Regions from separate parts of the Homo sapiens genome. Here region 1 is linked to region 2. A link is an interaction called in ENCODE POLR2A ChIA-PET data of the cell type or tissue named here. Cell type or tissue: Caco-2. All regions are shown on one strand. Each heading gives the region's core, and the rest is flanking DNA. Links, peaks and the distances in the headings are about the cores only. Region 1 overlaps RAP1GDS1 (Rap1 GTPase-GDP dissociation stimulator 1). Region 2 overlaps METAP1 (methionyl aminopeptidase 1).

What was found. Peaks named below come from ENCODE experiments on the same cell type or tissue, not always from the same donor. Only the 100,000 strongest peaks of a DNase experiment are listed, where the experiment ranks them.
Region 1: POLR2A ChIA-PET joins it to region 2 with 8 read pairs; 2 of 35 experiments call an interaction of 5 or more read pairs at or near these places.

The regions. Positions count from the first base shown.
Region 1 is chr4:98,408,996-98,420,253 of GRCh38, forward strand. It overlaps RAP1GDS1 (Rap1 GTPase-GDP dissociation stimulator 1), which reads left to right. Exons shown (of 15, transcript NM_001100427.2): 8 at 7,750-7,893; 9 at 8,372-8,503; 10 at 9,662-9,796; 11 at 11,024-11,149. It also overlaps the pseudogene RPL21P48. Among named protein-coding and RNA genes, the nearest start is that of RAP1GDS1, 150 kb to the left of the region's middle. In Caco-2, for the core only: no CTCF peak of the experiment used is centred there; no DNase peak of the experiment used is centred there.
Region 2 is chr4:99,007,483-99,018,740 of GRCh38, forward strand. The region is part of intron 1 of METAP1 (methionyl aminopeptidase 1); the gene reads left to right. LOC124900738 (a long non-coding RNA gene) reads right to left here. Exons shown (of 2, transcript XR_007058198.1): 2 at 5,998-8,660. Among named protein-coding and RNA genes, the nearest start is that of MIR3684, 16 kb to the left of the region's middle. In Caco-2, for the core only: no CTCF peak of the experiment used is centred there; a DNase peak (open chromatin) is centred at 6,099.

The DNA of each region.
Region 1 (11,258 bases), core at 5,711-10,710, 600 kb before region 2:
TTTAACATTGTATTGTAAGAAGTATCCAGTGCATTAAAGAGAATAAAAGAAAAAAAATTAAGATAAAGCAATAAAACTCTCATTCATTTATGATGTGATTATGCATATTTAATTCAAAAGAATCTATAGATCAGTTTTATAGATCTTTTTTTAAATCAGAATTTTGTTAGGTTACTGCCAAAAAACAAACAAGAATTTCTATATACCAAAAAAGAAAAAACAGAAAATAAAATGTGAAAAATACGTTGGATAGCCCTTTTAGCTGGAACTGCCACCTTCCAGTAATTTAACAAAATAATGAACACAAAGGGAAAGAGAAGCATCTGATATGTATTCTGTAGGCCTTTTAGAAAATACGGAGTTGTTCCTTTAGCCACATACATTCAAATCTACAGGAAAGGTGATATTGTAGACATCAGAGGAATGCATCCTGTTCAAAAAGGGAATGCCCCACAAATTTTACCATGGAAAACCAAGAGTCTATGGTGTTACCCGGCATGGTACTAGTGTTGTTGTAAACAAACAAGGGCAAGATTGTTGCCAAAATAATTAATGTGTATAATGAGCATATTAAGCACTCAAGAGCCAAGATACCTCCCCGAAACACATGAAGGAAAGATAGGAAAAGAAAAAGAAGGGAGCCAAAGAGAAATGTACCTGAGTTCAACTGAAGCAACAGTCTGTTCCACCTAGAGAAGCGCACTTTGTGAGAACAAACGGAAGGGGCCTGAGCTGCTGGAACCTCTTCCCTATGAATTCATGGCATAATAGGTGTTTTCAAGATAAAAGGCTTCTAGACTATTAAAAAGTATATAAAAAATTAATTCCAGATAGATTGACCTAAATGTGAAAGTTAAAACTTCAGAGGGTTTATCTTAAAATGTAAGCTAGGAGAATATCATCATGGCCTTGAAATACTTTTCTTAGATCACAAAAAGCTCTAATCATAAAGGAAAAAATTGAGACATTGGTTACTTTAAAAGTAAAACTTCTGGCTAGCCTGGTGGCTCATGACTGCAATCCTAATGGCTTTGGGAGGGCAAGACGAGGATCACTTGAGACCAGGAGTTCGAGACCAGCCTGAGCAACATAGTGAGGCCTCATCTCTACCAAAAACAAATAAATAAAAGTTAAAACTCTTTTTTTAAAGACACCGTTAAGAGTGAAAAGCAAGACTGGATGAGAGAATATAATTATAACATATAACTGACAGAGGGCTTGTGTATACAGTGTATAAAAACTCTTAAAAATCATTAAGAAAAATGTGAAAAACATTTTAATAAGCACTTGACAAAAGATTTATATTAAGTCCAACAGACTTAATATAGATATGAAAATGTTCACTCTTAGGTAACACAAAATAAAACCACAATAAAATACCACTATACACCCACTGGAAAGTCTCATAAACCAACTGTTGATGAGGGTGTGGAACAGTGGGAGTGTAAATTGGTACAATTGGGAAGTAGTATCTATTGAAGTTGAAGCAATAGATCCAACAATTCTGCTCTTAGAAATATACCCAGAAGCTTGTGCACATGTATACCAGGAACTGTTACAGGAATGTTCAAAGCAGCATTATTTATAATGAAAAATTGGAAACAACCAAAATCCATTAACAGTAGAATGAATAAATCATAGGATATTAATATAATGGAAAAATATAGAGTTATGAAAAGGAATGAAGACAGCTGTAACCATTACTGTGGATGAATCTCATAATGTTGAAAGGAAAAAGCCAACACTGAAAAATACATATTGTATGATTCAATTTATATAAAGTTAAAAACAAAAAGTAAAACTAAACTGTAGTTTTTAGGAATGATTATTTACTTGGTAAAATGATGAAAGTATAGAAGTGATTACCATAATAACCAGGATGATTTGAGACAAATGAAGGAAGGGGTTTGTTATCAGAAACAGAAATGCAGAGATAGGCTTCCTGAGTTGTTGGCAATGAATTTCTTGATCTAGGTGATAGATACATGGTTATTTGCTTTCTAATAATATATTAAACTTAACTTGGATATTTTATGCACTTCTCTGCATTTGTGGTTTTCTTTCACTCTTTAAAAAAAGTTTTAAAATACCTATATATGATGCATACATGATACATACAAGTGTACATTCATACATATGTGTGTAAACAGTGGTGATAAAGATACTTGTCCTTGGACAGAATGGTTTTGGTAAATGTGCTGGGCTGTCTGCTTTGGCAGAATGTCTTGCTAATCCTAATTAAGGTAGTTTAAGCCTCCTATATATTTGTTTTCAGGTATTTGATTTCAGTCAAATTGTGAGAAGAGATTATCTGTAAACTTTAACATTGAGACATTTAGGCTGGGAGTGATGGCTTACGCCTGTAATTCCAGCACTTTCAGAGGCCAAGGCAGAAGGATTGCTTGAGCCAGGAGTTCAAGACCAACCTGGGCAACACAGCAAGACCCTGTCTCAAAAAAAAAAATTAATTAAAATTTTAAAACTACAATATTGACACATTTAAAATTTCTTAAATGTCTTAGGTCCTATTTCTTAGGGAGAAATTTGTTTTTTATCTCATTGGTGTTTTGGCAAAGTAAAAATTTTACTGTGACCTTCAGTCAATTTTAGGCCATAAAATAACCTATAACTTTCCTTGCAGTATTTCAAAATAACAATGTGTTGATATTTATTACTGTTTTCCCCTCTGCCTTCACATCTGTTTTATAATTGCACAATGGATAGGATGATACCATTGAAGGCTTGTTTTTGGACTAATTCTTTGCATGTATCATCCTTCATTTTCCCAGTACACGAAGGAGAGTGATTTCAGCATTAGAAGTTGGGATTTGTATAGTTCAAGGATTTTAGTATTTTTAAGGCTTTTTCATCATAGTTTTTAATTCTAGTCACCACACATCTCTAGCCCTAGCATTCTGTAACCAAGGAAACGCCCTACTTTTAGCATGGCACAGTACAAGTGTACCTTTTAAAGAAATATTCCAGGTTGAATACTCTGTGTATTCTGAGATAATATTCAAAAGAAGATCAGTGATCCTAGTGATTCAAAAAAGCCAAATTTTAACACATTAAAATTGCCTGAAAGTCTTAAGTATTTATTTTTAAAAGTCTTTATTTTTCCTAAATGATAAGCTGAAGCTGCCATTGCCATATATGGATGCATATACAGCTTAGGGAAACCAATGACTAAAATAAAATCCAACTGAAAAAATAAAGTTTAAATTTAAAAATTTCTGGCCAGGTACAGTGGCTCATGCCTGTAATCCTAGCACTTTGGGAGGCCAAGGCAGGAAGATTGCTTGAGGCCATGAGTTCAAGACCAGCCTAGGCAACATAGTGAGACCCTGTCTCTACAAAAAAAGTTTAAAAATTAGCCAGGCATGGTGGCATGCACTTTTAGTCCCAGCTACTCAGGAGGCTGAGATAGGAGGATTGCTTGAGCCCAGGAGTTCAAGGATGCAGTGAGCTATGATCATACCACTGCGCTCCAGCCTGGGCAACGGAGCGAGACACTGTCTCTTAAACAAAAAATCTGTGTTGCAAATGTATTTTTCAGGTGAGTTGACTAGCATTTATCTTAAGGAGTATCAACTACACTCAAAGCATTTAGATAGGCCAGTTTAGGTTAAGATACAAAGATGAGTAAGGTGTATCTATTGGGGGAACCAGCCCCCAATATTTCAATGTATGTTCTATTTTCCCTAAATGTCGGCCCATCTGAGAAATAGAGAAAGAGTACAAAAAGAGGAATTCTACAGCTGGGCCTCCAGGGGTGACATCACATATCGGTAGGTCCGTGATGTCCCCTGAGCCACAAAACCAGGAAGTTTTTATTAGGGATTTCAAAAGGGGAGGGAGTGTACAGGGAGTAGGTCACAAAGATCACGTGCTTTACAGGGCAATAAAGATCACAAGGCAAGGGCAAAGCAAAGATCACAAGGCAAAGGGCAAAATTAGAATTACTGATGAGGGTCTATGTTTGGCTGTGCACGTATTATCTTGATAAACACCTTAAACAACAGAAAACAGCGTTCGAGAGCAGAGAACCGGTCTGACCTCAAACTTACCAGGGCGGGATCTTTTCCGCACCCTAATAAGCCTGAGGGTACTGCAGGAGACCAGGGCGTATTTCAGTCCTTATCTCAACCGCATAAGACAGATACTCCCAGAGCGGCCATTTATAGACCTCCCCCCAGGAATGCAATTCCTTCCCCAGGGTATTACTATTTTTTTTTTTATTATACTTTAAGTTTTAGGGTACATGTACACATTGTGCAGGTTAGTTACATATGTATACATGTGCCATGCTGGTGCGCTGCACCCACTAACTCGTCATCTAGCATTAGGTATATCTCCCAATGCTATCCCTCCCCGCTCCCCCCACCCCACCACAGTCCCCAGAGTGTGATATTCCCCTTCCAGTGTCCATGTGATCTCATCGTTCAATTCCCACCTATGAGTGAGAATATGCAGTGTTTGGTTTTTGTTCTTGCGATAGTTTACTGAGAATGATGATTTCCAATTTCATCCATGTCACTACAAAGGACATGAACTCATCATTTTTTATGGCTGCATAGTATTCCATGGTGTATATGTGCCACATTTTCTTAATCCAGTCTATCATTGTTGGACATTTGGGTTGGTTCCAAGTCTTTGCTATTGTGAATAATGCCGCAATAAACATACATGTGCATGTGTCTTTATAGCAGCATGATTTATAGTCATTTGGGTATATACCCAGTAATGGGATGGCTGGGTCAAATGGAATTTCTAGTTCTAGATCCCTGAGGAATCGCCACACTGACTTCCACAATGGTGGAACTAGTTTACAGTCCCACCAACAGTGTAAAAGTGTTCCTATTTCTCCACATCCTCTCCAGCACCTGTTGTTTCCTGACTTTTTAATGATTGCCATTCTAACTGGTGTGAGATGGTATCTCATGTGGTTTTGATTTGCATTTCTCTGATGGCCAGTGATGATGAGCATTTTTTCATGTGTTTTTTGGCTGCATAAATGTCTTCTTTTGAGAAGTGTGTGTTCATGTCCTTCGCCCACTTTTTGATGGGGTTGTTTTTTTCTTGTAAATTTGTTTGAGTTCATTGTAGATTCTGGATATTAGCCCTTTGTCAGATGAGTAGGTTGCGAAAATTTTCTCCCATTTTGTAGGTTGCCTGTTCACTCTGATGGTAGTTTCTTTTGCTGTGCAGAAGCTCTTTAGTTTAATTAGATCCCATTTGTCAATTTTGTCTTTTGTTGCCATTGCTTTTGGTGTTTTGGACATGAAGTCCTTGCCCATGCCTATGTCCTGAATGGTAATGCCTAGGTTTTCTTCTAGGGTTTTTATGGTTTTAGGTCTAACATTTAAATCTTTAATCCATCTTGAATTGATTTTTGTCTAAGGTGTAAGGAAGGGATCCAGTTTCAGCTTTCTACATATGGCTAGCCAGTTTTCCCAGCACCATTTATTAAGTAGGGAATCCTTTCCCCATTGCTTGTTTTTCTCAGGTTTGTCAAAGATCAGATAGTTGTAGATATGCGGCATTATTTCTGAGGGCTCTGTTCTGTTCCAATGATCTATATCTCTGTTTTGGTACCAGTACCATGCTGTTTTGGTTACTGTAGCCTTGTAGTATAGTTTGAAGTCAGGTAGTGTGATGCCTCCAGCTTTGTTCTTTTGGCTTAGGATTGACTTGGCGATGCGGGCTCTTTCTTGGTTCCATATGAACTTTAAAGTAGTTTTTTCCAATTCTGTGAAGAAAGTCATTGGTAGCTTTATGGGGATGGCATTGAATCTGTAAATTACCTTGGGTAGTATGGCCATTTTCACGATATTGATTCTTCCTACCCATGAGCATGGAATGTTCTTCCATTTGTTTGTATCCTCTTTTATTTCCTTGAGCAGTGGTTTGTAGTTCTCCTTGAAGAGGTCCTTCACATCCCTTGTAAGTTGGATTCCTAGGTATTTTATTCTCTTTGAAGCAATTGTGAATAGGAATTCACTCATGATTTGGCTCTCTGTTTGTCTGTTGTTGGTGTATAAGAATGCTTGTGATTTTTGTACATTGATTTTGTATTCCCCAGGGTATTATTAATATTCCTTGCTGAGAAAAGAATTCAGTGATATCTCTCCTACTTGCACATCCGTTTATAGGCTCTCTGCAAGAAGAAGAATATGGCTCTATTCTGCCTGACCCTGCAGGCAGTCAGACCTTTGGTTGTCTTCTCTTGTTCTGTAAAATCACTGTTATTCTGTTTGTTTTCAAGGTGCACTGATTTCATATTGTTCAAACACCCATGTTTTACAATCAGACTTCATATTTTTCAAGCACACATGTTCTACAATCAGTTTGTACAATAGTGATCCTGAGGTGATGTACATTCTCAGCTTACAAAGATAACAGGATTAAGAGATTAAAGTAAAGACAGGCATAAGAAATTATGAGTATTATTTGGGAACTGATAAATGTCCATGAAATCTTCACAATTTATGTTTTTCTGCCACGGTGCCAGCCAGTCCCACCATTTGGGGTCCCTGACTTCCCACAACATATATCTGCTCAGGAGATAGATGGAGACAGATATGGAGGCAAATATAAGCTCTTCAGTGAAATAAGTGTTATAATGAAAGAATACTTAAAGATATTAGAAGTATAATAAAAAGTGTTGATGTGGGGGTGGAGTTTCCTATGAAGATCAGTTTTAAAAATGTAATTGGGATGTAAATTCTGTCTCTAAAATACCTTATGTTATGTTTAGCCATCAGAAAGGTTCAAGGTTATTTTTTTCTTTTAACTTTTATTATGAACATTTTGAAATGTATTCAGAAATAGCATTTAGTAAACCACCATGTACCCATCACTCAAGAAAGCTTTAAATCAATGAAAACCTGAAGCCCTTTTTAAAAACACGACTTTATTTATTTATTTATTTAATTTTTATAGACAGGGTCTCACTCTGTTGCCCAGACTGGAGTGCAGTGGCACAGTCATAGCTTACTGTAACCTTGAACTCCTGGCCTCAAGCAATCTTCCTGCCTTGGCCTCCCAAAGCACTGGGATTACAAGTGTAAGCCACCATGCCCAGCCCTATTTTATAGTATTTTATAGCTTGCCCTTTAAACATGAGCATGATATCTAGAGTAATAGTGGAGTGATACTAGTTGCTTTCAGAGCTGAGTATCAATTTGTTTAGATGCTGCAAGACATCCTGAAAAATTTGGCAATTTCAAATGGAAATATGAAATAAAGCTTTTTTGTATATTTAAATGAACTGTCAAGATAGTTTACTTTGAAGATTTGAGTTTCAAAAATGTATTATCTAAATCATGCATTTTCTTAGTTTTTTTTTTTTTTTTTTTTTTTTTTTTTTGAGACAGAGTCTCGCTCTATTGCCCAGGCTGGAGTGCAGTGTTGCAATCTTGGCTCACTGCAAGTTCCGCCTCCCAGGTTCACGCCATTCTCCTGCCTCAGCCTCCTGAGTAGCTGTGACTACAGGCGCCTGCCACTGCACCTGGCTAATTTTTTTTTGTATTTTTTAGTAGAGACGGGGTTTCATGGTGTTAGCCAGGATGGTCTCGATCTCCTGACCTTGTGATCCGCCCATCTCGGCCTCCCAAAGTGCTGGGATTACAGGCGTGAGCCACCGCACCTGGCCCTCTTAGTTTCTTATAATTCTTTATAATGGACTGCTTATACCAGAGCTCCTATTTTATCTCAAAGTTTGATTATTTTGTTCACGTTGTTCTTTAGATGCTATTAAACTACAGCTGGTTGAAGCAGGCCTAGTAGAGTGTCTACTAGAGATTGTTCAGCAAAAAGTGGATAGTGACAAAGAAGATGATATTACTGAGCTCAAAACTGGTTCAGATCTCATGGTTTTATTACTTCTTGGAGGTGAGTTGTAATTTATGCCAGCCAAAGAATGTGGTTGTCAGATGTTTTTAAAATTTATTGTCTCTTCTGTAAATACTACCCTAGACATTTTCTCATATTCCTATCTCACCTGCTATTGAGGTGATGATTTTGACATCTTAAACATGCCATTGATACAACCAGACATAATGAACCTGAAAAAGAAGTGTCTTCACTATCTTCCAGTATTTGAAGAGCTGTCACATAGAAGAGATAGCTTTGGCACCAAGGGACTAAAGAAAAGCTAGATGGCTCCCTGGGACTTGGACTAGAAAAAATGCTAGACTCTATTGTCTAGTATCTATTAAATGTTTATTATAAAAAGAATCATTACTTTTCCCATTATGAATGTAACAGTTTGTGAGGTGTGAGTTTCCAGTTGGATATTCACCTAAGAATGTGAATTTGTTACTCCTAGTTATTTTTCTCTTGCTTAACTATTCGTTTCATTTACCTCCAGATGAATCCATGCAGAAGTTATTTGAAGGAGGAAAAGGTAGTGTATTTCAAAGGGTACTCTCTTGGATCCCATCAAATAACCACCAGCTACAGCTTGCTGGAGCATTGGCAATTGCAAATTTTGCCAGAAATGGTAAGCATATTAGTTCCTCCTTTGTTAGTCAAATACTCTATATTTGTTTATTTTTGCTTTGCTACCACATATACTAAAACTGGAACAGTTTAGAAGTTGTGTAATATGTGTATATGCTGCTAACTTAATTTTTCAGAAATCTGAAATACTTAGTGACATTCCTAACAAATTACATATTTTATGCAATTCAACTAAATTCTAATAGTTTAAATATCATGAAGTGCTTCTTTTGAATACTTGGCACTTCAGAGCTTAGTAAGTTTGAATCCCATTCTAGTATACATCTGCTTTCTTTTGCCTAGTGATTTTATTTTGGATCTAATTATCTGAGTATTCATTCTAGGATTATTGTGCCTCAACTTATATACTTTTATGCCCATAAAACTTAAGTATGAATAATCCCCTGGCATCGTGTAGAATGTTTAATTTAGTTTAATAATGTTTCAGGGGGCGCCAGACTTCTATGTTTATGAAATCTGGCACTACCAAAAAACTCAAATACAGTCTAGAAACTCATTCTTACGTTCCTCATGAAATATACCGTGTCTAGGAAATACAGTTTATTTTTCTTTTTAGTTTAATCATCTTCCAGTACAAACTGTTGGTATATATTATATCATAATGGCTTACTTGCTCCATTTTTACTCCTTCTTTTTGGGAGTGACTTCCTAATTATGGAGGTAAGAGTGGCATAATATGGATAATTATTGAAACTAGATATGGGGTAAATAGTGGTTCATTATAATATTCTCTCCGCTTTGTAAGTGTTTGAAAAATAATTTAGGTATCAGCCATGATAGCAAAAGGTAGAGTACTATCACTGTAACATTGGGAGAACACAAGCATACATCACAATAAATGAAAAATATTGGACATTCTAACCATGTGTTTCTACTTCTGATATATTATCTGGCTCTAAACTAAAGATTTTTCTGGTAATTTTCTGATTTTAAAACTTTTATCTAGTTTAAGAATTTTTTTTAACACTTCTCACTCAGTAAACAGAAAAACCTATAAATCTGATGGGAGAAAGATTTGGAATTCATTTTATTGTATAGCTCCATTTTCCCTAATGTAGATAATAGCCAGACATCAGTATTATAAAGTATTTATAGATATTTTAAAGAGGAAGAAAAAGATGTGTGTTTTTTTTTTCAGATGCAAATTGTATTCATATGGTAGACAATGGGATTGTAGAAAAACTTATGGATTTACTGGACAGACATGTAGAAGATGGAAATGTAACAGTACAGCATGCAGCACTAAGTGCCCTCAGAAACCTGGCCATTCCAGGTAAGACTTAAGAATAGAAGGCAGCTGTGTACAAAATAAAATCCATCATTTGGGGAAGCTATTAACTGTATGTGATTTGTGAACCTGCTCTGATGAAGAAAATTTAAAAAAAAATAGTCTTCACATTGTTCACATTTTTTCATGCTAATAAATGGAGATCATATGTTAAATAAGTTTTGTGAGACTGTACAAGAATAATCTTTGCCTTCATTCAGATATCCTGTTACCTTTTGCGAACTGTTAGATTTTCATCATGTTTTATAGTTAAGCTTTTTTAAGTTTGAGATGGGGTCTCACTCTGTCAGCCAGGCTAGAGTGCAGTGACGCAGTCCTGGCTCACCACAGCCTCTACCTTCTGAGCTCAAGTTATCCTCCCACCTCAGCCTCCTGAGGAACAGGGACTACAGGCATGTGCCACCATGCCCAGCTGATTTTTTTTTTTTGTAGAAACAGGATCTCACTATGTTGCCTAGGCTGGTCTTGAACTCCTGGGCTCAAGCAGTCCACCCACCTTTGCCTCCTAAAGTGCTGGGATTACAGGTGAGAGCTACTGCACCAGGCCTTAGGCATCTTTAGTTGAGGTAGAATAATGACATCAATTAACAGAGTCCACTCAAGAATGACTTTCAGTTGTTGTTTTTCTATAAGCAGATGTACAATTTTTTTAAAATAGCCTTAATGTGCCTTTGGAAGTCATGAAATCACTGTATTATGGAAAATACAACAAAAGATAGTTAAAACTATTCTTTTATCCTACTTTCTAAAAATAAATTTCTGATTAGATGAAATAGTACAATTACATGATGATCCAATCCATTTGAATTCATTTGGTTTACATAGGATAGTAACATTTATTAATGTCTATAACATTTATATTAACACAGTTGGATCAAAAACGGAATTGTGCTTTTTGTTGTAAGAGGGTAACATTTTCAGATTTCCTTTACAAACTATGTAAGTAAGTGTTTTGGATTGGATCTAAAAAGCCATGATACTGTCATAAAAATTATTATATTGTCTGTTATCCGCTTATACACAAATAGGATACGGACACACACATAAACAACTGAATTCCATTCTTAAAATTGACAAAAAAGTGACAAGATTGTTTCTAAATGGAAAAATAAAACATGGATCTTAAAGATACTTAATAAACCTGTATTGAATTGAATGTTTATCAACAGGAATGCTAATACCATTTTAACCATAGTCTCTCTTTTTCTCCAGTTATAAATAAAGCAAAGATGTTATCAGCTGGGGTCACAGAGGCAGTTTTGAAATTTCTTAAATCTGAAATGCCTCCTGTTCAGTTCAAACTTCTGGGAACATTAAGAATGTTAATAGATGCACAAGGTAAAAGAAATGTTTTCCCCAACTTGCATTTTTCATATGATAGTCTTAATGTGCCTCTAGTTGAAAAAGGACTTGTTTTTAGCTTTTAGGATTATGTAATCATAAAAAA
Region 2 (11,258 bases), core at 3,070-8,069:
ATGATCCTTACCTGATAATTATTTCAGTGGAGGTTGCAAATGGTGATTTTCTCCCTAAGTCTGTCATTCAATAGCTGATCTTTTTTTTTTTTTCTGTAAGGTAGAGTTTTCCCTCATCAACTGGTAAATGAACTACGTTCCACCATTCCTACCAAGAAGATAGAAATGGTTGTGTACTGGGCACTAACCAGTAGTTGCAAATGTTTGTTGTTTTCAATTAGGAGCTTTGGATTGTTTTCTTTTTCATGTTCAAATTGTCTCAAATTTGATTAGTGTTATCACCTTTAAAGTGGCTTCTATATCCTTTTGAGTCTCCTCCATTACTCTCTGATTGCTTCCTAGCTCTCTGGCATATGATAAAACACATTCCCTAATACTTTCCCAGCCCCAGATCTGCAATCAGTCTTGTTTCTAAGCAGCCCTGGTTTCTGGCAGGAATGTTTTTAGAAATCTACATCTGAGTGCTAGGTATGCTTCCTCCTGTAATGTCCTTGCCTTTAGAAGAAGGGGTAGTGACATCTTCAAGGAATATTGCTCATGTGGAGGACACAGATAAAACAGCTAAAGAACAGTTTTTAAAAGCAGCACACTAAGTAGCTGAACAATGTACTAGGTAAAGACAGGCTTTGAAACGCCTCATGAAGGAGTTAAGAACTGAATTTTGATAAATAGGTGTGAAAATCAAATAGAGGAGTAGGTAAATAAAATGGTATATATTAAGGTGAAGGAGAGGACATTCTCTGCAGGGAAAGGATGTGTTTATGGAAGTAGGAGCAAGCTGAGGCATGTAGGTAATAGCAAGTAGATTAGCAGCTTTACTTTAAGGAAGAGTCCAAGTACAGAAATATAAGGAAATGAAATGATCGTTAGTAGGGATAGAGACCTTGCTGTTCAGTTGAATATTTTTTTCCAAAATGTAAATATTTCCTGTTAAATATATTGTTATAAAAAGGAGTACATGATCTTTGCAGAAATTTAAAACAGAAGTGTGTTAGGTGAAAACTATCATAATTCTAGCATCCTAAAACCAAAGCATTGTTTGGTTTCTTATCTTTCCAGATTTTTACATATGTACTATATACAGGTTAAGAACATGGATGCTGTCTTAAGAGGGCCTGCATTCAAAACTTGGACTTGTCATTAATTACCCCTGTGTTTTTTGGACATGTTAATCTGTGCCTCAGCTTTCTCATCTGTAAAATGAGATATCTGTGATAATAGTACCTATGTCTTGGTAGTGGTGTGAGGATTAATTCTCTGCCTAATCAGTGCTTGGTATGTAGTAAAATCTCAAATGTTAGCTGCTGTTTTTTATCTTTCAAAATAAAATAGAATTGTTGCTCTGCATTATATACACCTATACAGTTTTGTAATTTACCATTTTTTACATATCTTTAAAAAATTTGTTATAAAAAACATTTAATTTTACTGTCTTAATTATTTTTATGTGTATAGTTCAGTAGTGTTAAGCATATTTATGTTGTGAAACAGATCTCTAGAACGTTTTCATTTTGCAGAACTGAACTCCATAGCCCTATAACAGCAACTCTCCTTTGTCCTGTTTCCCAAACCCCTGGTAACTACTATTCTACTTTCTGTAGGAATTTGACTACTTTAGACATTTCATATAAGTCAGATTACACAATATTTGTTCTTTTGTGACTGGCTGATTTCACTTAATGCCCTGAAAGTTCCTTCATGTTGTACCCGTCACAGGATTTCCTTTGTAAGGCTGCATAGTATTTCATTTTATGTGTACCGCATGTTGTGTTTATCCATTCTTCTCTTGATGGACATTTGGGTTGTCTCTACCTCTTGGTTATTGTAAATAGTGCTTATGAACACGAGCGTGCAAATATTTCCTTGAGACCCTGCTTTCAGTTCTTTTGGATCTATACTCAGAAGTGGGATTGCTGGATCACACGATTATTTGTTTTTAGTTTTTTGAGGAGCAGTCATTCTGTTTTCTATAGTAGTTGGATTGTTCTACAATTCCAACACAATGTACAAGGGTTCTGATTTCTCCATATCCCCACCAACATTTGTTCTTTTCTGTTTTGTTTTTTTCATAGTAGTCATCCTAATGGGTATGAGCTGATACTTCATAGAGATTTTGATTTGCACTTTTCTGATGATTAGTGATGTTGAGCACGTTTCATATGCCTGTTGGCTAGTATATATCATCTTTGGAGAAATGTCTGCTTAAGTCTTTTGCCCATTTTAAAAATTGGGTTAATTCATTTTTTGATATTATGTTGTAAGAGTCTTAAAATATAATCTAGATGTCAACCCATTACCAGGTATGTTATTTGCAAATCTTTTCTCCTATTCCATAGGTTACCTTTTACTCTGTTGATTGTGTCCTTTGATGAACAAAAGTTTTTTAAGTTTGAGTAGTCTCATCTGTCTGTTTTTGCTTTAATTGCCTGTGCTTTTGGTGTTATCTCCAAACAATCATTGCCTAGTCCATTGTCACAAAGTATTTCCCCATTTCCCTTATGTTTTCATCTAGGAGTTTTATAGTTTTGGGTCTCATGTTCAGGTCTTTAATCTCTTTTGAGTTAATTTTTATATATGGTTAAGATAAGGGCACAACTTTATTCTTTGGCATTTGGATCCAGTTTTCCCAACAGTGTTTATTGAAGAGACTATTCTTTGCCTGTTGGCACCCTTGTCAAAAATCATCTGAGGCCAGGTGTGGTGCCTCACACCTGTAATCCCTGCACTTTGGGAGGCTGAAACTGGAGGATTGCTTGAGCCCAGGAATTCGAAACCAGTTTGGGCAAGATGGTGAAACCCTTTCTCTACAAAGAATACAAAAATTAGCCAGGCGTGTTGGCATGCGCCTGTAGTGCCAACTACTTGGGAGGCTGAGGCAGGAGGACCCCTTGAGCCCTAAAGAGTTTGAGGTGGCAGTGAGCTATGATTGTGCCACTGCACTCCAGCTTAGGTGACGAGGTGAGACCCCATCTTTAAAAAACAAAAACCTCCCAAAAAACACACATGACCAAATACACAAGGATTTATTTCTGGATTCTGTTCCATTTGTCTGTGTATCTGTTTTTATGCCAGTATTACACCATTTTCATTACTGTAGCTCTGGTATGTTTTGATATCAGGAAGTGTGAGTCTTCCAAATTTGCTCTTTTTCAGAATTGTTTTGGCTATTTGGGTCCCTTGAGATTTCATATGAATTTTAGAATTTTTTTCAATTTCTGCAAAATATGCCATTGGGATTTGGTGAGGATTGCATTGAATCTGTAAACTGCTTTGGGTAATATTGATATCTTAACCTTATCGTTTTCAGATACATGAACATGGGATGTCTCTCTATTTGTGTTGCCTTTACTTGCTTTTGGCAACGTGTTGTAGTTTGCATTATACAAGTCTTTTAACCTCCTTAGTTTAGGTTTATTTCTAGGTATTTTATTTTTAATGGAAATTTATTTTTAAATGGAATTGTTCCTTAATTTATCTTAAAATTATTCATTGTTAGTGTATAGAAATGCAACTGATTTTTATGTTGATTATCCTGCAACTTTAGTTTATTAGCTCTAACAGTTTTTTTTTTAATGAAATCTTTAAGGTTTTCTACATGTATAAGATCATGTCATCTGTGAACAGAGATAATTTTACTTCTTCCTTTTTAATTTGGATGCCTTTTATTTCTTTTTCTTGCCTAATTGCTCTGGCTAGGACTTCCAATACAATGTTGAATAGAAGTGATGAGAGCTGGCATCTTTATCTTGTTCCTGGACTCAGATGAAAAGCTTTCTGTCTTTCACCATTGAGTTTGATGTTAGTTATGGGCGTCTTATATATGAGCTTTGTTATGTTGAGGTAATTTTCATGTATTCCTAGTTTGTTGAGTGTCTTTATTTTGAAGGAGTATCAGATCTTGTCAGATGGTTTTTCTGAATCAATTGAGATGATTATGTGATTTTTATCCTTCATTCTGTTAATGTGATGTATTAAATTGATTTTTGTTTTTGAATATTCTTGCATTCCTGGAATAAATTCCACTTGGTCATGGTGTATAGTCCTTTCAGTGTGCTATTGAATTTATTTGTTAGTGTTTTGTTCAAGATTTTGCATCAATATTTATAAGGGATACTGGTCTTTAGTCTTTATCTGGCTTTGGTATAAGGGTAATGGTGGTTTCAAAGTATGAGCTTGGGCTGGGCGTGGTGGCTGATGCCTGTAATCCCAGCACTTTGGGAGGCTGAGGCAGGCGGATCACCTGAGGTTGGGAGTTCGAGACCACCCTGACCAACATGGAGAAATGCCATCTCTACTAAAAATACAAAATTAGCCAGGCGTGGTGGCATATGCCTGTAATCCCAGCTACTCGAGAGGCTGAGGCAGGAGAATTGCTTGAACCTAGGAGGCGGAGGTTGCGGTGAGCAGAGATCGCTCCATTTCACTCCAGCCTGGGCAACAAGAGTGAAACTCCATCTCAAAAAACAAAACAAAACAAAACAAAACAAAATGAGCTTGGAAGTTTTCTCTCCTCCTTTTTAGTTATTGAGTCTTATCTCTTTTCTTCGGTAGTCTAGCTAAGGGTTGGCCACTTTCTTTTCATTGTTTTTATTTTTTTGGGTAAAGATGGGGTCTTGCTGTGTTGTCCAGGCCGGTCTTGCATTCCTGGCCTCAGGCAGTCCTTCCCACCTCAGTCTTCCTTATTGCCTATTAATTTCTAATATTTATTATTTCCTTCTGTTAGCCTTAGGTTTTATCTTTTCTTCTTTTTCTAGTTCTTGAGGTAAAAGTCGGGTTGTTAATGTGAGTTTTTTTTTTTTTTTTTTCAAGACAGTGTCTCGCTCTGTCACCCAGGCTGGAGTGAGGTGGCACAATCTTGGCTTACTGCAACCTTTGCCTCCTGGATTCAAGTGATTCTCTTGCCTCAGCCTCTCGAGTAGCTGCACTGACTTACAGGTGCCTGCCACCACGCCCGGCTAATTTTTGTATTTTTAGTAGAGACAGGGTTTCACCATGTTGGCCAGGCTAGTCTCGAACTGCTGACGTCAGGTGATCTGCCCCGCTTGGCCTCCCAAAGTGCTGGGATTACAGGCATGAGCCACCACACCCGGCCGAGGTGTTTCTTTTTTAGTGTATATGTTTACAGCTGTAGACTTTCCTTTTAAAACATCTTTGGCTGTATCCCATAAAGTTTTTTTTTTTTTTTTTTTTTTTTTTAAAGATTTAAAGAGGTTTATTCTGAGCCAAATAAGAGCGACCAAGGTCTGTGACACAGCCTCAGGAGTTCTTGAAAACATGTACCCAAGGTGGTTGGGTTACAGCTTGATTTTATACATTTTAGGGGGACAGAAGTTACAGGCAGACATTAATCTGTACATGTAAGGTGTGCACTAGTTTGGTCCGCAAAGGTGGGACAACTTGAAGTGGGGTCTTCCAGGTCATAGGTGGGTTCAAAGATTTTCTGATTAGCAGTTGGTTGAAAGAGGCAACTTATTATCTAGGGGACTGGAATTAATAGAAAGGAGTGTCTGGATTAAAATAAGGGATTGTGAAGACCAAGGTTCTTACTATGCATCCCGTAAGTTTTGCATACTAAATGTTTTTGTTTTTATTTGTGTTGAAGTTCCCTTGTGACTTTTTCTTTGACACATTGGATTGAGAGTATGTTTCATTTCCACATATTTGTGGATTTTTCACATTTCTAACTTACCTATTTTTTTAAAACCTAAGACATTGTAGACTTCTTTGCACATGTAAGATTAATTTCATTACTTCTTTCTTTTATGAAAATATTTTTATTTTCTATAAATACATTTGGAAGAAATTATTTCTTCCCAACCCAGTCCACCCCATTAACTGTCAGTTTTTTCTACTAAAAAAGATGCTAATACCACCCTCACCTGTGACTGCTAAACAGAAAAATATTGCCTGGACTAGGCATTATTCCCCTAGTTGGAAATAAAGGCTGTTGGGCATGGGAGTTTGATCTTGTAAAGAAATCAACACTGAGACAAAGGATCTCTTAGCAAGGCTGGTTTACTTTCTGCCAAAAGGGTGCACTCACCAGCAGTCCAGCCACGAGAGCACACCAAACAAAGGAGACGGGGACATTTATAACCTTTACATCCTGATGCAATCCCCTATGGCTGTGTCCCGTTCCCATTGGCTGGGATGGGACCTCACACTCTAAACTTAACTGGATTGGTTAATAATTTAAAACTTTCCTAAATAGGACGAAGGGAAAAAGGACAAAGAAAAGAGGAAGTTAGTGATGAGAGGTCAGAGGGGTTCCCAAATAAGGAATGGCATGTATCCTGATCTGGGACTCATTTAGCCTTATCTCAACCTACTGGAACAAGCTGGAGCAGCCTTGGAATACACACATCCTAACATTTAACCGGGGAATGATAAATCTGTATGGATTTAAGAAACTTTGAGGAACTTCTCCATTCCTTTCAATTCCCTCCTCTTTTTGTTTTATAATTCTTCAAACTTGTCTAGCAAGTCTCTGCTTTGTTGTTTGGCTTGATCCCCTAATAAAAGCAACCTTTCCGAATAGGGTGGGGGAGAGGCAGAGGATAGATTATTAAGGGTTGTACTGATGAGCCTTTGTACAAGCCGTCGAATACAGGGTATGACACAACATCCAATAAGTAGAAGTATACCTAACACAGTTATAGAGGAAGTGAGGATTGAGGTTAAGATATCTTTCCAATTTCCAAATCAGTTTTCTAGCCAGCTAGAGATGGGTTATTTATGCCAGAGTTCTTAGCTAGCTTGTTTGATAAAGCAGTAAGTCCCTCTAGGGCTCTTGTTATACTTCTATCTGGGGCTGTGTTATTTGGAATGAACGTGCAGTATTGGGTCTTAATCATTACGCAAACACCACCTTTCTCAGCTAGCATCATATCAAGAGTGATTCTGTTATCCTGTGTCATTTGGCTAGTAGATCTTAATTCATCTGCAATTCCCCTGACCACTTTGGTGTAGTTAACTAATCATTGTTGATTATAGTAAATATAGTTTATCCAGTCTACATTTTTGTTTATCGTGACCCACCAAAATAACGTTGACTCGAGTCTAGCAGCTATCTGATCTCTGGCCTTAAATTCATCAGGAACCCCCCTTGCAACACCTGTCGCATCTAGGTGGATATGAGGATCAAAGGATCTGTAAGGAGCTCTTGTAGTGTGTTGGTGGTGGGGTGTTTCCTATTTTTGTTGATGAAATGCCAGGGTAAAAGGGATAGCCAATTGGACTAGAGTGCAAGTACCATTCCAGTTATATGGCAGAGTATCCAGTAAGTGCCCCCCGACATTACCACCATATGTCCCACTCAAGGATGGCTGATGGAGGCCTCATGGGTTAGCTCTTAGAAGTGCCTTACCTCCCTGCATCCTGTGAAATTTCCAAGGAATATTGAGTTCTCCTCCTGCTGTGAGAGGCATGAGGCAAACTCTGCCCTGGAAGATGGAGGCTGAATGGCCCTCGGGGGCTGACCCTCAGGGTGTTGTACTTCAGGATATAGCAGAGAGAGAGCTTGGCAAGATTCATCATTCCAGGCTGTAGAATCTTGAAAGAGAGCTACCACACACTCCAAATCCGTCGCATGTGAAGAACACTTAAGTGGAAAGGGGACAATCTGGGCCTCTGGCTTACCGTGTGCACAAGTGTAACAGTCGCTTTTGTTTAGAGTGTGGACAGAATATTTAATCCGTTTTAACCAGGCATTTGCATCTTGATACCCTGTCTCAATAGCTTAAGTCTGCTTTAAGTCATTTACTTGTACTACTGATGCTTTTGTCTTATCATTTAGTAAAGGACTAATTGGGATAATAGAAGTTTGATTTAAAGCCGAGACTACTGGGGTTGGAGAAGGGAAAGGAGGAAGAGGGAGAAGGCGTATTTCAAACCTCCCTATCGGATCCTTCCCCTTTGACATTTGCCCAATACCGTAGAGATGGCCGATAGCTGGCTGATTATCTATATTAGAATTAAGAATAGGGTTACACTGATAAAGCTTACAATCAGGGGAAATGCTTCCTTATGTGAAATAAAGATTAGGCCTAAGCTCAGTACAAACCCCTCCTGTAGAGGTCCAGCCTCTGTATTGAGTGGTCCATAGAACATTATTCCAACTGCTGCAAGGCTGCCATTCGGTGGGAATGAAGAAGCGGCGTCTTGGCTTTAATTGATCGCATCTATGGGAGTGAGAGACTGTTAGATTAAATGGGGGACCAGGACATAGATATTTTTCTGAAGAGGCTAGTTGCCTTTGGTTATGTAGGTCCCCGCATGGCATCACTAGACAAGCATCAAAGGATATCACTTGAGATGATTCCAATCTAGTTATGTTAATAATAAAATGAGAGATAGTGAGAGGAAAGAAAGAAAAATAGAAATAAAGGTATGTTAGGTTCTTCTTAATTTTAACTTGGTGGGACTTGGCTCGGGGACCACAATCCAGGATTCTGAGGGTGTCGACGCTTTCTTGACTCGAGTGTGATGGGTCCACCCCTTCTCGGCAGTGCGAACTGCGGTTTCGATGGTCAATAACATGAGGTAGGATCCTTCCCAGGCTGGCTCGAGCCTTCCTTCCTTCCATCCCTTTATGAAGACGTGGTCTCCAGGCTGATGCGATTGTACTGGGAATTCCAAGGGTGGTGCTTGTGCTAAAAGACCTTTGGTTTTAAGGGAAGAAAAAGTAGAGGAGAGTCCAAATATGTTATTTCTAAGGAACTGATCTTTGGTTTCAAAGGTAGGCACATCAGCTGAGGAATGTAAGTAAGGCAATCCATATAACATTTCATAGGGGGATGAACCTGTATCTCTTCGGGGAGCTGTCCTGATTCTGAATAAAGCAATAGGGAGGCATTTGGTCCATCGTAGATGAGTCTCTAAAATTTAGTTAGATGACTTGTCTGATTCATTCTTTCTACTCTCCTGGAGGAGGAGGGGTGCCACCGAATGTGGTATTCCCATTCTATGTCCAGCACCTGGGCCAGTTTTATCATAATGTGTGCCGTAAAGTGGGTCCCATTATCTGAGTCAACATTTTCTATTAATCCAAACCTGGGTATAATATGTTCAATTAAGGCCGTCACTATATTACTGGCAGTGGCCTTTGAGAAAGGAGTGGCCTCTACCCAATGAGTGATGTGGTCTACTATCACTAATAGGTATTTTAGCCTACTGGCAGCATTTCAATATAATCAACTTGAACACTTTGGAATGGTCTTAGCCTAGGTGTTCTTCATCCTAGAGGTAGTTTCTTTAGGGTCTGCTTATTAGTTTTCTTACAGATAATGCAGCTGTCAGTGACCTGTCTGGCCAGGGTGTAGATCCCAGTACATCCATAGACTGAGGACAGCGTCACATAGGGCCTGAGGGCCCCAGCATGTTCCTTGGTGTAAGTGGGACAGAACTTCTTTCATAAGGGGTTTGGAGAGCATCTCTCTCTGATCTGGGAGAATCCATCTCCCTTCTGTATTTTCTTTAGCCCACATTTCGCTTAGTTTTTCCTTTTAGGCTGAAGAGAAAATAGGAGCTAATTTGGGGGAGAGGAGGGAGGGAGTTAGATGAAATATTTGTTTCACAGCCATTGCTGCTCTTTTGGCTACCTGATCTGCAAGATTATTACCTCGACTTTCAAATGAAAAGTCATGCTGGTGTCCAGGGACATGTACAATAGCTATTTCTCCTGGTAGCTGGAGATTATTTAAAACACAAGTCACTAATGACTCATGAGCAAGCTTTTGGCCTTGGCTGTTCATCAGGCCTCTGTCTGCCCCAATTTTTCCAAATGTATGCGCTACCCCAAAAGCATACTTACAGCCTGTATAAGTGTTCCTATCTCATTTTCTGGATATTTAAGGGCCTGACTGAGAGCAAATAGTTCACAGCCTTCGGCGGAATAGTTATCAGGTAATTGCCCCGATTCAGTTTCCTCAAGAGTTTCTCCATCCACCACAGCATATCCACTGTGCCTGTCTCCATCAAACATCCGAGAGGACCCATCTAGGAACAAATGTTGTCTTGTTTTATAAGGGGTTTCAGATAGGTCTGGTCATACCTTGGTATCATAATTAAATCTAGATACAAATGTTCTGTTTGCAGCAATGGATTCCCTCTTAAGAATCCGGCAGGGTCAAGTGAACTATCAGTGGTTATAGTTAGATAATCTCTTTCTAATAGGATAGCCTCATACTTTAAAATCCTAGAATCAGTCAGCCATCTTTCCGCTTTTTGATTTAGGATGACATTGACCTTATGGGGTGTACTTACTGTTAAGTATCCCCCAAAGGTAATCTTTCTGCTTTCTTCCACTAATATGGCATTGGCTGCCACAGACTGGATGCACTGGGGACAGCCACTGGCAACTGGATCTAAGACTTTGGACAGAAAGGCAACTGGTTGCCGGTGGTCTCCATGTTGTTGAGTGAGTACTCCAAGGGCCACTCCATTGTCTGTGCTAACAAAAAGATGAAAGGGTTTTTCTAAAGAAGGCAGGGCTAAAACAGGGGCAGATATTAATCATGCTTTTAATTCATTTATTTGGTCTACTTCATCAGAAGTCCTTATAAGTGGGTCTGGCCTATTTTTAGTTAATTTCTCATAAAGCAATTTACTTCTTAATGCATAAGAATCAATCCATAATCTACAGTATCCAGTCAATCCCAGAAATAAGTTCCTGTTTTGTTTGAGGCAGGGGCAAGGAGACATTTCCCTCGACCTGTTCAGGTCCTATTCTCCTTTTGGCCGTGCTAATTAGATGACCTAAATGTCTAACTTCTGTTTCTACATATTGGAGCTCTTCTTTGGAGACCCGCAGTCCCTTAGAGTATAAATGATTCAGGAAGTACACAGAGTATTCACTTACTTTTTCTATATCTTCTCCAGATATAAGTATGTCATCCATATATAGGATTAATTGTAAATGTGGTGGAGTGTCTGTCTTTCTAATAATCCTATCTAGAGCATGAGTAAAAATATTCAGTGAATCCTCAAATCCTGGGGCAATACTATCCACCGGTACTGCTGCTTCTGTCCTGTATGGGGGTCCTCCCATTTGAATGTGAATAGATCTTGGCTGTCCTCAGCCAAAGGACGTGCCCAGAAAGCATCCTTTAAGTCTATTACAGTAAACCATTGATGACTTTACAGAATTTTACTAAGGTTAATATATGGATTTGTCATAGTAGCGTGAGTGGTTTGAACTATTTCATTTATAGCTCTGAGATCTTGTACTAATAGGTAGGATCCATCAGGCTTCCTGACAG